Linked DNA regions of Homo sapiens: regions 1 and 3 are each linked to region 2. The links are chromatin contacts, found by Hi-C in ENCODE. All regions are on one chromosome and are shown on one strand. The core of a region is the stretch at or near the end of the contact, and the rest is flanking DNA. Distances in the headings are between cores, read along the strand shown. Region 1 holds the start of USP33 (ubiquitin specific peptidase 33). Region 2 holds the start of LRRC40 (leucine rich repeat containing 40). Region 3 holds the start of MIGA1 (mitoguardin 1).

Evidence for each region. Hi-C counts contacts between places; a loop is a spot of excess contacts on that map. Pooled maps may share reads with other maps.
Region 1: a pooled map shows a loop between it and region 2 (9-fold over the local background). The contact joins the promoter of USP33 here to the promoter of LRRC40 in region 2. A Hi-C loop is called at or near these places in 2 of 50 pooled maps.
Region 3: a loop to region 2 is called in a pooled map, with 10 times the contacts of the local background. The contact joins the promoter of MIGA1 here to the promoter of LRRC40 in region 2. A Hi-C loop is called at or near these places in 4 of 50 pooled maps.

Annotation. Positions count from the first base shown.
Region 1 is chr1:77,758,472-77,761,171 of GRCh38, forward strand. USP33 (ubiquitin specific peptidase 33) reads right to left here and starts at 1,381. Exons shown (of 24, transcript NM_201624.3): 1 at 1,172-1,381. RefSeq lists a silencer at 1,291-1,570.
Region 2 is chr1:70,204,242-70,206,941 of GRCh38, forward strand. LRRC40 (leucine rich repeat containing 40) reads right to left here and starts at 1,338. Exons shown (of 15, transcript NM_017768.5): 1 at 1,149-1,338. The coding sequence starts at 1,299. It also overlaps a transcript of SRSF11 not described here. RefSeq lists enhancers at 932-991, 1,252-1,561.
Region 3 is chr1:77,778,350-77,781,049 of GRCh38, forward strand. It overlaps MIGA1 (mitoguardin 1), which reads left to right and starts at 1,300. Exons shown (of 16, transcript NM_001416120.1): 1 at 1,300-1,387. It also overlaps the pseudogene RNA5SP21. RefSeq lists an enhancer at 1,187-1,276.

The DNA.
Region 1 (2,700 bases), core at 131-2,630, 7.6 Mb after region 2:
CCCTGACCTTTCTTTCAATCCTGCCAAAGTAATGAAATAATACAAAGCTCCTAGCATTGTGTAACTATTTCTATTATTTTTTCATAAAACTAGCATTGTCTTTAAGATTCCTATTTTCTCTCTTATTTATAATAGTATGAATTCACTAACAATATTTGTATTATGCTCAAATCAAATAGCCTATGACGATAATGTGACTTGGTCAGACCTTTCCAAATAAGACAGTAGGAAAAACGGAACTAGGACGGCCTTGTTACTTTTTGTAACACGTTTTTCTTAAAGGAAAAATAATCTGATTAAACTTAAAAATTCTCTACATCCACATAGTTATTAAGCAAAAGGCCTAGAGATCGTTACGGTAAAATTCACCTTCAATTTAAGTCTATGCTCCTGCCAGAATTTCACCCTCTGGCTCAATTTTCCAGGCCTAATACTGATTCTATGAGAATGTAAACTCCAACGGTACTTGAGTGCAAAACACCCAGGAAAATCTCATCGTCCAAGAGCTCAACGTAAAACCCTGTAAATATTCAAATGAAGAGCGTTTTGTATACGAGAAATATAAGTAAAGGTCTGGGAAACCACACACTATGGATCTTTCATCCAAACAAAGGCTGCAGATGGACAGAAGGTAAGGGGTAACCTCTCAGTCAAGATCAAACATTGGTCGAAGAAAAATTCCAGGGACGATGACACCTCGGTTTTTCCGTTCACAACAACAAACAACGGGGCCGGCCCCCTCAACAGCGCCGAAAAGCGAAACCAGAACCCAGGAGCCGGCGCGCTGCAGGGCTTTCAGTCACCCACTGAGAGGGACTGGCAAGCCTGAGTGGGGAGACCGAGGAAGGGAGCAGAGCCCCCGCTTCTCGGGCTCACCTGCACCTCCCGCTTCCAGGGAAGAACCCCTGAGGACCCTTCCTCAAATCAACGACCGGTTCCCATCCTCCACCGACCGTTGACAGGGCGACCACTAGATTATCTCTGCAACGCAGAGCACCGAGGGGCCAAGGCCTTCTTCCCGCCCGCGAACCCGCCGCCACCCAGGACCAAGAAAAAGAGGCTGCTGCAGCGGCCGCAACCCCAGCGCGCGGAAGCGAGAACAGAGACCGGACCCCGGACGCGAGCGAAACGCCCTTGGGCCCCGCGCCCCTCCCAGCAGCGCCGCGCTCACCTCCACGGCCTGGCCCGCGGGACCCGCCAGCTCGACCAACAACGGCCTGCAGCCGCACCTCCGCAAGCTCCTCTTTTCCTTCTCAGCTCTCGGAGAGGGGCAGTGTCGCGTCAGGAGGGCCGGAAAACGGCCCCGCAGCGCTGCCCTCGGGGGGTCCGCCTCCTGAACTGGCCACTTCCCGCAGCAGCCGCGGCTCCTTCCGGTGTCTCCGGGGCCGCCGCAGGCGTCTCCGGCGATAGGGGAGGTGGGGGCGGAGCCTCGATGGGAGCCCGCCCCAGGGGCGGGGCCACGGGAGCCAGGCCCAGGTGCGGGGACCCAGGCCGGCTCCCTACTCTGACTGCAAACTAACTGTACAGGGTATGTGCAGCAGTTTGAGGCTGTGAGCTTTTTTTTTTTCGTTTTTCACATGTTTTCTCCTTCTCTTTCACAGTCACACACTACGACCATTATAAGGTCTTGTCTCGATGCATTACAAAAACTGCATTAAGGCTGGCCACTGAAGGGCCTCAGGTTTCCAAACTTGAGCAAAGAAATATTAGACTTAACTTATCCCAATTCAACATTGTATTTCCTCCTTTCATCTTTCTTCCCCCAACTTCTTAGGACCTAGATTCTCTGAAAGCAATTATGTTTCCCTTTTCCACCTATGCAAAGAAGAAATTTATCTCACCATTTTCTCCTTAGGCTAAAATCAAGAGGATCAAATCAAATATTTATTGAAACCTTAGTATCTGCTTAATGCCTGGAGCATGGAAGGAGTCCTGCCTTCTAATTATGTAACTGTTAAAATGCACTCGATTGAGGTTCAAATCTATGAATAAAAAAGGTTATATTAATAAAAAATTGTTAAAATTGCCAGTTTCAATCTGTCTCATGACATCTGACTTTTTGGTCTCCAAAATGGGAGCATGTACCAAAGTATCATGCAAGATGCTCAGTCTCCATTGGAATAGGTAGAAAATATAAAAGCTTCTACTTATTTTTATGGTAAAAATGAAATAAATTAACCATGATACAAAATTCTAGGTAGGGATTGACACTCAGGCCTCAATTTGCACCACAAATGATTGCCTATCCTCGGTTCACTGAGGAGAATAGAAATTTCACAGAATAGAAGTTTCACAGGCAGGCGCCATGGTTCATGCCTGTAATCCCAGCACTTTGGGAGGCCGAGGCGGGTGAATCACTTGAGTTCGAGACTAGCCTGGGCAACATGGCGAAACCCCATTTCTACTAAAAATACAAAAATTCGCCAGGCATGGTGACAGGCACCTGTAGTCCCAGCTACTCAAGAGGCTAAGAGTGGAGGATCACTTGAGACCAGGAGTTTGAGGTTGCAGTGAGCCATGATTGTGCCACTGCACTTCAGCCTGGGTGACAAAGTGAGATATTCTCTGGGAAAAAAAAAAAAAGATGCCGTTAGGAGATGAAAAGTTGTCTCCAGCCGGGCACAGAGCCTCACACCTGTAATCCCAGCATTTTGGGAGGCCAAGGCGGGTGGATTACCTGAGGTCAGGAGTTCAAGACCA
Region 2 (2,700 bases), core at 88-2,587:
TTTCAGTGATAGAAATACAACAAAGCACAAAACAAAGCTCACTGACTTCATGATATTAACCTTTTGGTTGGAGGGCAGAGAAAACAAAAAACATAAATGATATAAATTCTGATAGTGATAAATGCTGTTAAAAAATTAAACAGGTAAGAGAACAGAATGTTAGCATGATAGGTATGCAAGTTTAGAGAAAAATGTTTCAGGTTTTGGGGAAACCAAGTAGATATATATATATGCACAACTGTAGTTTGAAAATGAGTATGTTCCCATTGATCAAAAACTCTTTTAGGTGGAGTAAGGATTCTGTGTCTTTTCATTCATTCAGAAGCATTTGCTTGCCTAATCTACTTTATACATGTCACAATAAGAAAGCAATCATTAGAAGGAAAATGGAAGGTTTTAATCAGTCTTAAAACCTAAATATAAATGAAGAAAAACATTACAGGAAAAATGCTCTATTTCTCCATCTCTCCATTCCCCTCCCTCTCTCTCTTACACACACACACACACACACACACACACGACAATCAGAAGAGCATCTGGCCATTCATTCATGGTACCCAGATTTGTGCTTCTTGGTCTTTAACAGGTTTCTCAGGATGTCCCCACATTCAAACACTCTGTGTGGCATCTATCCTGATCTTCAACTTAGAAAATATACTCATTATTCCTTGTAAGTAGAACTCTGCACAGCTGCATACAGAAGAGCGTCTCGGCAGGGAACAGTGCAGGTTCACAAAGGGGCCGATAAAACATATAATTTTAGCTTTGGTAATTGCCCTTGAAGATTACAATAAGAGGAGGAAAATAAGGGCCAAAGAAACAAAAGATTTGCCCGTGATTTGATAGCTGGTTTCGTCACATATTATGTTGCTTATCCCACAGAATGTGGGAATCCCAGAAAGCGCCCCGTTTAAATTTAGACCGTATTTTTAGCAGGGTCCCTTTAACAGAGATTGCGGGAACCTGGGAAGGAACTGAACTGGGCTAACCAAACCGGTCGAAATGAGCACAGGGATTAGATTAGAGCACAGAAATTCTGGCTAGCAGTCTGAGAAAGGGGGCCAAAGCCAGCCCAGAGAAAAGGGAGGTTGCCTGGGCCAAAGGCTTTCTGACAGGAGACACAATAGGGTCGTACCTCTGGGTCTTACCTTCACTGAGGTTTCTACCCGACAGGTTTAACTGGCCGCTCTTCCTCGCTGCCTTCAACAGCCCTTGGGGTACCGAGGTACCGCAGTCTCTTCCACCTGCTTTGAAACCAGCGCGGAGATCCTGCCCCGCTATCCGCTTCAGGCGCGACATGTTCAAAGTCCTAGGTCCAGAAGCTGCAGCCCCACCCGTGACGCTTAAAGGTGGCGCCGTTGGGATGCCCCGCTCCTTTCGTGAGCGCGCGCTCTGGGCGCTGGGCTCGCGGCCTCGCGCTGGGCCTTCACTCTCTGCGGCGCAGTCCAGATGTCGTCAGCACCAGCGCCTGGGCTGGAGGACAGAGAAGCCTTTTCCGTTGCCGGTGCCGGCCTAGCGTCCTGGAATTACTTCAATCAAGTAAGTGCGTTTAACGGGCTTAAGAGGGGCTTTCGGGTTTATTGTTTGCACTGTTACTGCGACTCCAACCTTCTCCTCTGTGCTTCCACCGTGGCGAGGGTGTGGGGAAAGAGAACCCTCTCTTCTCCCCTCTCCTAGTCTGAACGTGGGCCTTGACTAAAACTTGAGATCTGGGCGCGGTCGGCAGCGTTTCTGGACCCCAGCCTGTGTTTGTCGCTTGTGGTGGTGGCGCCAGACCTCTGGCGTACGGAGTAAAAGAAATTTTCTGTTCTTAAGGCTTGTACTCTGACACCATTCTCGTTGTATTGAGGGTATATAGCTTACCCAGCAAAGGAGGTAATGTGAAATGGAAGGACTGGCAACATAGAAGACAAAAACAAAAATCCTTAAAATTTAATAAATGTTCTGTGTATCAGACAGTTTAGGGAGACAAGTAGTGGTACATGCTTTAGTGAAGCTCAGACAGCTTGGATTTTTGAGCCCTAAAAAGCAAGTTCAAATCTCAGCTGCTTCTTTACTTTAGAAACTGTTAACTTTAGGCAGTTTACTCAACCGCTTTTAAAGCTCATTCCTTTTTTTCATTACTTTGGGGATAATTCCTACCGCATAAGGTTTTTGAAATAAGTGAAGATAAAAACTAGAATCTTGAGCTCTCGGTGAGTCCAGAATAATAGCAAATGAAAATTTTGTTCAATGTAAGTCGGTGTTTCCTAGGAAATTAAAATTTTCATCTGAAATGTACAACTTCTTGATTCAACAAGTAATTATTAAGATTAATCCTGCCTAGTATGTGTACTATCCTGGGTGCTAGACTTTTCTTTTGCCTGAAATGATTTTGTTTTAAAAGCATATGCCAGGGAATACCATTCTAACCCCCATCAAGTCTACTGAGGATTGGTAGAATAGTTGAAAGCTAGGATGAAGGCCCTTTGATCAATTCTTCATCACGCACTTTTACCTGAGTCCAGGTTATTGCTACCTGTAAAATTCGGTTTTTAACTCTACCCTTTTTGTTCTTATTTCTGTGGAGTCCTTTACACTAATATCGAACAAGAGAAAGTTACCAATAGTTGTTACCCTACTAAAAAAGCAAAGAGTGGATTTTTGTCTTTTTTTTTTTTTTTTTTTTGAGACAAAGTCTGGTCTGTCGCCTAGGCTGGA
Region 3 (2,700 bases), core at 50-2,549, 7.6 Mb after region 2:
ACTGCTATTCTCATTACGTTGAATGTTTGGAAGCTGTGGGAAATGGGAAAGAGGAGGAAATTGGGAAAATAAATGAAAATAGCCTTACAAATTTCAGGTTCTTCAAGTCTCAAGAGCTCCATTTACCCTATAAGTGCAAAATATTTTCACATAAAACCCAGTCTGTGGATCGTTAGTTATTATTAATCTAATAATATCATAAATTGGTACTACTATTCTATTTTCCATTTGGTTAAATGGGAATTTTGAAAACAGAATTATTTTGGCTTTTCACCACAAATATGCTCAGCAACTGGAATTCTTAAATCTGCAGTTTTTTTGTTTTGTTTTGTTTTGTTTTGTTTTTTGTTTTGAGACAGAGTCTCACTCTAGTCACCCAGGTTGGGGTGCAGTAGCACTATCTGGGCTCACACAACCTCCGCCTCCCGGGTTCAAGCGATTTTCCTGCCTCAGCCTCCCGAGTAGCTGGGATTACAGGCAGGTGCCTGGCTAATTTTTGTACTTTTAGTAGAGATGGGGTTTCGCCATGTTGGCCAGGCTGGTCTTGAACTCCTGACCTCAAGTGATCTGCCCGCCTTGGCCCGCCAAAGTGCTGGGATTACAGGCTTCAGCCACCGTGCCCCGCCTAAATCTGCAGTTCTGATGGAATGTTTTGACTGAAGACTGAACGTAGAAACAGTACCTTGGGTTTTGTTGTTGTTATTTTTTCCTAACCCGGCCCCCTATTAGTTTACTATGTATTAGAACCTGAGAGAGGTGACTACTCTGCCAATAAATTGCCACATTCAATATTCTTCGGTTGCCTAATTCAGTGGGAAACACAGAAAAAAAGGTAAAGAGGACATGAAATCAATAATAAATGCATCATCTATACCGGATTGGAATGCCTCTTAACACTCATTCATCTGAGGGCTGAGGGCCTGTGGTAGAAGTTCTTAATCTTGTTTTCAGGGTTTTGAAATTGTGTAACTTTTTTTTCTTTAATGTAATGAGCATGTGTATACACATTTTTTTTTTTCCAGGGGAAACCCTCCATAATTTTTACCAGATTGACAACCGTTCTAGATCCCCCGACAGGTTACGAACTACAATACTAGTTTTTTTTTTTTTTTTTTACCGGTTTGTAAAAGGATGCAATTCTTCGAATATAGTTTTTGCATCCACTTGACGAGGAAGGAGCCTCTACCCTAAACAAAAATGGCGGGAGCTGCTTCACACGTAGTCCCTCACGCAGAAAGCCTGGAAGGCCCCCTCCACTTTCTCTCCACCTTCGCACTCCTGACCCCGGAAGGACTCCGCCTTCTCCATGTCAGACTGCTGCTCAGCGCCAGGCATCAGCTGGGAAGCTGGCGTGGGCAGGCCAGCTGTACCTGGCCTGGAGCTCCAGGTACAGGGCCAGGGGCGGGGTGGGGTGGAGAGGCGGGCGGGAGGAAGCGGAGAGTTGAGCGGCCACGCAGTTGGGGCAGAGGCCTCGGGGCAGGGGTGGCGCGGACTCCATCGCTGGCGTTAGCTCTCGGAGTGCCAGGTGGAGCGGCGGAAAGCCAGAGGGTCTACGGCCGTGCCACCCTGAACACCCCCGACCTCGTCTCATCTCAGAAGCTAAGCAGGGTCGGGCCTGGTTAGTACTTGCATAGGAAAGCAGGAGGGTCCCCACGCCAGAGGGAGGCCTGCAAAGGAAGCGCGGAATTGGGATGGGCTCGCCACTGCTCTGAGCCAGAGGAAGGGTCTGGACGGCCGAGCTGGAGGGACCCCCTTTTCTGGTGTTCTTGGCAAAGAAAAAGGAAGACAGCAGAGGAGAGCTCCGCGAGGGGCTGCTGTGGGGTCGGGGGAGAGCGCGCTGGAGGTAGGGCAGCTGGTGAGGTCTCAGGTTCGGCTTGGATGCGGGTGGTTTTGAGCAGGGAGTGGCTTTTGGATGTGAAAGATTACTCTGCTTTGCAGGTGCTTTAAGAGAATAATTTAGCACGGGAGTATTGTGGTGTCAGGTCCTTCTGTAAAGTTGTTAAATTATCTATTTTCCAGAGGGAAGACTCAGCTTGTTTTTGCACAGGACTTTGAAACCTTTATTATTGTTGTTTTATTGTTGTTGTTATTGCAGCTAAACATGTTTGCTCTGTTCAAAGTGTCAGAGTTAGGTTATATAGATTTGTGCTTCACGTCAATTTTCTTTTTGATACTTCAGACTTTCCTTCCTGTTGGATTATAAAGTCAAAGTTGCAGGATAGAATTTTAAGATGTCTAAGAAACTGTTTATGACACTTATTTTTAATTCCCCAGTAGTTGGAATGTAGAGGAGCAAGTAATATCACACAGGACAATATTTTTGGTTATGTTTTATAGATTCCGTCTATAAATTTGAATAATCATGAAACCCCCTTCATGTTTATTTTTATTATGCTTCTGAAAGCAAATGAAATGACTAGTTTTTTGTTTTTTTTTCTTTAGTTTTTCAATGAATAATGATTAGGTTTGGAATCAACTTCCTCAGTAATATTAAATGAAAAAGAATGAGGTAGTTAGAATGCAAAAATAGAGGTTTGTCATAATATTTTTTCTTTTTTCTTTTTTTTTTTTTTTTGAGGCGGAGTCTGGCTCTGTCGCCCAGGCTGGAGTGCAATGGCGTGATCTCTGCTCACTGCAACCTCCGCCCCTAGGGTTCTAGAAGTTCTCCTACCTCAGCCTTCCGAGTAGCTGGGATTACAG